Regions from separate parts of the Homo sapiens genome. Here region 1 is linked to region 2. The links are chromatin contacts, found by Hi-C or POLR2A ChIA-PET in ENCODE. All regions are on one chromosome and are shown on one strand. The core of a region is the stretch at or near the end of the contact, and the rest is flanking DNA. Distances in the headings are between cores, read along the strand shown.

Evidence for each region. Hi-C counts contacts between places; a loop is a spot of excess contacts on that map. ChIA-PET counts read pairs that join two places held with the same protein, here RNA polymerase II (POLR2A). Pooled maps may share reads with other maps.
Region 1: a map of natural killer cell shows a loop between it and region 2 (4-fold over the local background). The contact joins two enhancer-like sites. A Hi-C loop is called at or near these places in 6 of 168 maps with a recorded cell type or tissue (B cell, CD14-positive monocyte, CD8-positive, alpha-beta T cell and 3 more), 1 of 37 single-sample maps with no recorded cell type and 12 of 50 pooled maps. POLR2A ChIA-PET finds 5 or more read pairs at or near these places in 19 of 52 experiments (A549, B cell, CD4-positive, alpha-beta T cell and 15 more).

The regions. Positions count from the first base shown.
Region 1 is chr14:89,465,169-89,469,031 of GRCh38, reverse strand. It overlaps a transcript of FOXN3 not described here. Among named protein-coding and RNA genes, the nearest start is that of FOXN3-AS1, 50 kb to the right of the region's middle. RefSeq lists enhancers at 1,308-2,227, 2,228-3,147. Within about 2 kb of position 2,416, at least 5 of the 41 ENCODE cell types and tissues checked have a DNase peak (open chromatin) inside an H3K27ac peak, as active enhancers do; they include B cell and CD14-positive monocyte, where a contact is called at or near this core.
Region 2 is chr14:89,429,595-89,433,304 of GRCh38, reverse strand. It overlaps LOC107984635 (a long non-coding RNA gene), which reads right to left. Exons shown (of 2, transcript XR_001751025.2): 2 at 2,233-3,710. It also overlaps a transcript of FOXN3 not described here. Among named protein-coding and RNA genes, the nearest start is that of FOXN3-AS1, 14 kb to the right of the region's middle. RefSeq lists enhancers at 639-1,192, 3,602-3,710. Within about 2 kb of position 1,710, at least 2 of the 41 ENCODE cell types and tissues checked have a DNase peak (open chromatin) inside an H3K27ac peak, as active enhancers do; they include B cell and CD14-positive monocyte, where a contact is called at or near this core.

The DNA.
Region 1 (3,863 bases), core at 1,167-3,666, 35 kb before region 2:
ATGATGCAAAATTTGAGAATATCCAGTTCTGGAGAGGGGCTGGGAAAAGGCACGTTCACTTGGCTTTTGTGTCAGGGTATATGGGCAGAGCATTTTGGGAGGGCATCTGGCGACGTCTCTCAAAATGTATGATGCACAGACCCAGCAAGTTCACCCTTTGGAATATGTCTGGTGGATTTTCTCACTACAGTATTAACAACTGGTGAATAAGGATGTCTTAATATTGTTTGTAACAGCAACAGCCAAACTGGATACAACCTCGATATTCACCACCAGGGGACTGGTTCAAAGCCCAAATGATACGTCCTGGCACACTGGGCAGCATTTAAATAGGAGGATAGGGAGGGGGTACGAAGATATAACAGGAGTAAATAATAGCAATACATATTTGAGTGCTGTCTGCATTCTAAGAAGTTTACGTGTGTTAACTCATCTATCCCCATCATTCAGATCAAAAAGCTGAGGCACAGTCAAGTTATATAATCTGCTCAAGATCATACTGTAGTTAGAAATTGGCATGGGAGTGTGGAGTACAAACCAAGTGTGTGTGTGTGTATGTGTGTGTGTGTGTGTGTTTTGAGACACAGCCTTCCTCTGTCACCCAGGATGTTGTGCAGTGGCTTGATCTCGGCTCACTGCAGCCTCCACCTCCCTGGTTCAAGCAATTCTTCTGTCTCAGCCTCCCAAGTAGCTGGGACTACAGGTGCCTCCCACCATGCCTGGCTAATTTTTGTATTTTCAGTAGAGACGGGGTTTCACCACGTTGGCCAGGCTGGTCTTGAACTCTTGACGTCAGGTGATCCGCCCGCCCCAGCCTCCCAAAGTGCTGAGATTACAGAAGTGAGTCACTGGGCCCAGCCTGTAAACCAAGTATTTTGGCTTCAGAACTTTGCTTATTGCCTGAAGTACAAAAAGCAAGTTTCAGGAAAGTGGGATCCTATTTATAAAAAAAAAAATAATCAAATTATGTAGATGCATGTATATATGTGCATGCATATATATGCTCATATTTTAATTATTATTTTTGGCAGGATCCACAAGAAAAAAGTAGGAAGGACTGGGGGCTCAGGGCAGGAGGAAAATGCCAGGAGTGCTAGCTCATGCCTGTAATCTCAGCACTTTGGGAGGCTGAGGTGGGAGGAAGGATTGAGGCCAGGAGTTTGAGACCCTCCTGAATAACATAGTGAGACCTAATCTCTACCCAAAAAAAAAAAAAAAAAAAAAAAACAAAGAAAGAAAAGAAAAGGAAGAAGAAGAATTAGCTGGGAGCTTGGTGGGCTTGGTGGCACTTACCTATAGTCTCAGCTATTTGGGAAGCTAAGGAGGGAGGACTGCTGGAGCTTGAGCCCAGGAGTTTGAGACTGCAGCTGGGCAACACAGTGAGACCCCATATGTTTAAAAAAAAAAAAAGCAAGAGGGAACAAAATGTTTTAGCTTTAATTTTCTTCCTTCCTGTGCTGTTTTGCCTTTTTTTTTTTAAAGGGCATGTTTATCACTTAAAAAAAATTTACATTTGGCTAATCCGTTTATGTCGGGGATTAGGTGGACCATTTAAATTTTCTTTTAATTTTTCGGCATTTAAAAAATATGTCATCAGTAATTGTATTTTAAAGTGAAACAGCTGGACATAACTCTCTCCAAGAGCCCCTTCCAGATTAGAAATTTCCCATGTTCCCAGCCCCTTTTCTACAACGTGTAATGAAGCCATGTTTCCTGCCCACAAGGATCTCAGAGTTACAGCAGGTGGTGGATGGCGACACGCACCCCGGGAACAGGCGAAGCTGTGGGATCACACCAGTCTCTGCTGGATGTGGGCTTGTCCTGCCGGGCCAGCCCTCACTTTCTTCCCTAGCAGAGAGCTGTGTCTGAGTCTGGGTGGAGAGCCACCGTGAGAAGGGGGTGTGATGTGCAGCTGCCTGTGCTTGGGAGTCCCGGGCAGGCTCCAGCAGGCTCCGTCCTGGATTGGATCTGAGTTCATGATTATTACCATCGCCCAACAGTGGTAGGTCCCAGCAACGAAAGCTAACGCTGCTTTTGTGTCAGGCGCTGTGATCACGTCTTTATGTGCAGACACTGTAGCTACTGTTTTTCCTCCCCATTCCATAGATGAAGATTCAGATGTTCTCCCTTTCTTCTGCCTTACTTTTTCAGTAATGAAAGCAGTGTGCCCCCACCTTGCCGTAGGCCTGAGGGGATCAGTGTGGTGACTGGAACAGTAATTGAAATGAGAAAACCCTCGAGAGAAATGTAAAACCCAAAGGGAGTGGTACAGGTCCTTGGCCAGCTGCCCCAAGTCCCATGTAATTCTCTGTGCCGTGCTAGAGGGGTGGCTTTAGTTAGGGAGGCCTTGTAGCCTGTGGTCCCTGGTGAGAGTCTGTTCACACCTCCCTTGCAGCACTTCCTGTGTTGTAACTGCTGCTGCGGGTGGTGTGCTTCACTAGGCTGTGGGCTCCTGGTGGGCAAGGTCTTGATTCATCTCTCAAATCCAAATGCCTAGAATGGGCCCTGAATTAGGACTCCAAGCACGTTTCCAACATGGACAGGGTTAGTGCTCTTGGGCAAAACAGTTATCTGAGCAGTCAAGAGGCCTTAGAAAGCAACTGGCACGAAAAACATATTCCCTGCATTTGCCGTCAATTGGAAGAGGATGCAAAAGAGGAGAAATAAGTGGAGCTTCATTTTAGTTTGTGGCAAAGTCATACTTGTCAGCAAAATGGCGGCCCCCGGGAGGTCTGGATGTATTGGTTACTCACATCTCAGTTTGCCTTAAGCGGATCAACTTGAATGCCTTAGACGACCAAGTTGTAATTTCGGAAGGCACAGATACTAATGGAAAAGAGATGAAAAGGAAGAAAATGAAGTGGAAGCTGCAGACTAGAGGCATTCAGTCGTTGCTGGAGGCTGGAATACCAGGAAGTTCCTGGAGGGGCAGCCCTGTGTTTGCTGGCTGACTCCTCCCTACCCACCTGCTCAGTGACGATCACACTGTGACTTATGTGGGGGGCAGCTGGTAGATACTTTGTGTGTGCATGTGCATAAGTGAATAAAGCTAATGAGATGGAGATGGGAATGACCCTGATATTCTGTTCAAATAATCAGCCTGTCTTAAAGGACACTGTTTTATGTAAACCTAAAAACTGGAAACAATGTTTGAATTAATTTTACAATACAATCCAGAGTGATGTCCTAGCTTACTGCATCTAGAAAGCTCTTGAGTTGAGATTTAAATGGAAAATTCCAAGTGTCTTCTCCCTCAGTCAATGATTAAGAACAAATCTTCATCAATTGGAGAGGATGTAACATAGCCTCTCAGTACCTGAAATGATAAATAGCTCAAGTTGGAGGTATTAGATCACACCTCACATTCTTTGCAACTCTGAACCCTGTGAGTTTCAGGGAGTCTCTTTTGAGTGCAGACAGTGGTACAAAACATAACCTTGTGGGACCCCCTTGAAAAGTTCTTCTGGATTGTATTAGTCCGTTCTCATGCTGCTAATAAAGACATACTCAAGCTAGGCGCGGTGGCTCACGCCTGTAATCCCAGCACTTTGGGAGGAGGGTGGATCACGAGGTCAAGAGATTGAGACCATCCTACCCAATGTGTTGAAAACCCGTCTCTACTAAAAATACAAAAATTAGCTGGGAGTGGTGGCGGGTGCCTGTAGTCCCAGCTACTTGGGAGGCTGAGGCAGGAGAATCGCTTGAACCTGGGAGGCGGAGGTTGCAGTGAGCCAAGATCGTGCGACTGCACTCCAGCCTGGCAACAGAGCAAGACTCTGTCTTCAAAACAAAACAAAACAAAAAAAAACAAAGACATGCCAGAGACTGGGTGATTTATAAAGGAAAGAGGTTTAATTGACTCA
Region 2 (3,710 bases), core at 461-2,960:
TCACCAGATTGGCCAGGTTGGTCTTGAACTCCTGACGTTGTGATCTGCCCACCTTGGCCTCCCAAAGTGCTGGGATTACAGGTGTGAGCCACCGTGCCCAGCAATTTTTGTATTTTTAGTAGAGACAGGGTTTCGCCATGTTGGCCAGGCTGGTCTCAAACTCCTGACCTCAGGTGACTCACCCCGCCTCGGCCTCCCAAAGGATTACAGGTGTGAGCCACTGTGCCCAGCCAAATGTGTCTGTTTCTATGTGAGCATTTGTAGGTAATGGTGAGGGTAGAAAGGGTGACTATGATTAGTAGCCCTTGAAAAATGCTATGCAGGCCAGGTGCTCGTTGGCTCACGCCTGTAATCCCAGGAGTTTGGGAGGTCAAGGCAGGAGAATCGCTTGAGCCCAGGAGTTTGAGACCGACCTGGGCAATATAGTGAGACCCCTCTGCCCCATCTCTAAATAAAGAAAAAGAAAATGAAGAATGCTATGCAAAACTCAAACCAAACCAATGCCACAAAACAAAACAAAAACTCCCTCCCAAAAACCCCAAAACTGTGAAGAAGAAGCCTAAGAGGTAGAGATGACCAGCAGAAAGTTACATTCTGTGATCTTGGAAATGAGATCTTGGAGAATAGCAATAGACAGGTGAGAGCAGTGGTCAAGGCGGTGGGGCTGTGCAGGCCAGAGGGACATGGGGATCTTTAAGTTTGCATTTCACTTCTGGCAAATGAGTGAGCTTCTTGAAGCCTTGGTGTCCTCATCTGTAAATGAGGATGACAGCACCTATCCTGTAAGGGTGGTGGAAAGATGGAATAAATAATGCAGGTAAAGCTCTTGGCACGGTGCCTGGCCTGCAGGAAGCTTTTGTTGTTATGCATGTTTTATAATCCTTTGGATCGCAGTCATTGGGTACTTGGTGTTCATTGTTTTGACTCCTGTTGTTCAAGCGCCTTGAATGTCCTCAAGGCAAAATTGACATCACCTTTGGTCCTTCCTAGGAAAATTAGGAGCAGGGTGGTGTTAGGGCCGTCACTGGACATTCCAGGTCTCCCACCCATAAATGGAGAGGTGGAGTCTGCCTGCAAGACACATTGCTAGGAAAAGATGGGACATTTGGCTTAGTTTCAAACCAATATTTCCTTTATACCCTTCCACAGAGAGGTGACAGGGATCCAGTTAGTGGCGAGTTGTGGAGCAGCAGAGACTGCAATGCGATGTTCTTTATGATTTTCCTATTTCTTTGGTTGGAATTGGGTTTTTACATCACATATTGTTTGATTATAAAAAAGCAACAACACAGCCGGGCGTGGTGGCTCACGCCTGTAATCCCAGCACTTTGGGAGGCCGAGGCAGGCGGATCACCTGAGGTCAGGAGTTTGAGACCAGCCTGACCAACATGGTGAAACCCCGTCTGTACTAAAAATACAAAAATTAGCTGGACGTGGTGGCGGGCGCCTGTAATCCAAGCTACTCGGGAGGCTGAGGCAGGAGAATTGCTTGAACCCAGGAGGTGGAGGTTGCAGTGAGCCAAGATTGTGCCATTGCACTCCAGCCTGGGCAACAGGAGTGAAATTCTTTCTCAAAACAACAACCACAGCACTATGCTTGTGTTGGGGCAGTGGATAATGAGAAATCTCTGTACCTCCCACTCAAGTTTGCTGTGAACCTTAAACTGCTCTAAAAAAATAAAACATATCGAAACAAAATAAAAAAACAAAAACAAACAGCTGCAAGAACTCTTGCACAGAGGGTCAAAAGAATGGCTTTTGACTAGCTACAGAAACATGGATAAAAAACATGCTGGCCAGGCGCAGTGGCCCATGCCTGTAATCCCAGCACTTTGGGAGGCCGAGGCGGGTGGATCACCTGAGGTCAGGAGTTCAAGACCGGCCTGGCCAACATGGTGAAACCCTGTCTCTACCAAAAATACAAAAATTAGCCGGGTGTGGTGGTGGGCGCCTGTCATCCCAGTTACTTGGGAGGCTAAGGCAGGAGAATCACTTGAACCCGGTTCAAGTGAAGCTGAAGAAGTTGCAGTGAGCTGAAATCACAACACTGCACTCCATCCAGCCTGGGAGAGAGAGAGAGACTCTGTCTCAAAGAAACAAGCAAACAAAAAAAAATGTGCTAAACACGTAGAGACCAACCACATTGCTGTCAGTAGGTAGTGAAGCACTTTCCTATAAATATTTCAGGACTCTTCTTTCTCTACTTAAAAAAGAAAGATTGCTTTGCATTTCAGACAACGGAAATGACTGGACAAGCCTTTAGGTCATGTGCAAGAAACTGAGAAAACCATTTTCCTTAAATGGAGATGGAGTTTGGCACAGTCTGAGGTTCAAGTTAGAGCCTGGGTCTTAATTTGCCTGCAACGCATGATTTATCATGCCTTTAGCAAGATCCCCGGCCCAAGACCATTCATTTCACCCCTACAATCTCAAGGTGTGTGCAGGGCACAATTCAGCTTTAAACTTTTCTGCTTTTACTTTTGGTTAGGCAGAACCTCCGTCTGGTGGTATTTGAATATGAGTGTTTTCTGTGGCCCTTTTCAAAGTATTCAAAGTGGTTTAAAAATACATAATGTTCAGAGATCTAAGAGCTAACGGAAGTACTTATTTGGGCCTTTTAAAAATAAAAAAATCAATTAAACAGATTTGAGACTCTTAACTCTCGCGATGTCTTCAAAATAGATACTAAGATTAAAGAAAAAAGAAGGCTTGAAAATCATAGGACTACTTATCCACCCAGTCATAATGCTTTTAGTAGTGACAGTAGTAGCAAATAGCACAGTTTATAAAAACAGAAGAGCTAAAATTCTTTATTTAATATTAAACAGGAAACCGAAAGTAGTCTGCAGCAATGTGGTGGGTTTTCAGCAACCTGCTGCTGTGTTTATCTGTGCTGAAAAAGCCTAAATGAAACATTTCTTCTTTGATTGCCTTAAGATTGTAAGTTTGAAGGAAAATCCTTCAAACTGGAATCATGACCACTGGAAGCAGGTTCTGTATGGTAAGGTTTTGAAGCAACCTGTTTCCACCAGAACCAAAGGAAATTTGGAAGCAAATCAAAAACCTCTCAAAGAGTGGAAAAAGCTTTGTACTTTTATTTTGCCTTTGTGCATTGTTGTCATTTATCCAACATGTGCATATGAATATTCTTTCTGAAGACCTGGGCTTCATTTTAAGGTCAGCCTTCAATTTCTAGAGAATATAATTTGCTGCTATTTTTAGAGCATCATGATTGCTTGTAATAACTAATGGAAAAAAACTCAGAGAAATAAATGTGTAACAGCTGTGTCTGCTTAAACTTGATTAAAGGCAGTAAAAAAAAGTAAACAGAAGAACGAATGTGACAATAGACAAGGGGGAGACAAGTATCTCTCTCATTGTGAAAACTTTTACAGGCATAACTTGTTCCACTTTGGAAGGCCAGCGATGTCTGTGTTTAAAGTTTACTTTACTGTTTGTCTTGAGTGGGATCAGTGTTGTAGTGAATAATTTATAGCCAGCATGAATGAGCTCATTAGTCACCTTTTCAGACTTTAAATGAGTTTTGTGGTTGTCATTACTCGAGCCTTCTGTTCAGCCGCGGAGCAAAATGACAGTTTGGCAGTTGTTGCTGGGGCCGCCTGTTCCCCTTCAGGTCTGTGTTGGCTTTTGTATTTCGTTGAATCCTTCCCTGGCTAACCCTTCGCTGGTCCAGGCAGCAACTCTCCCAC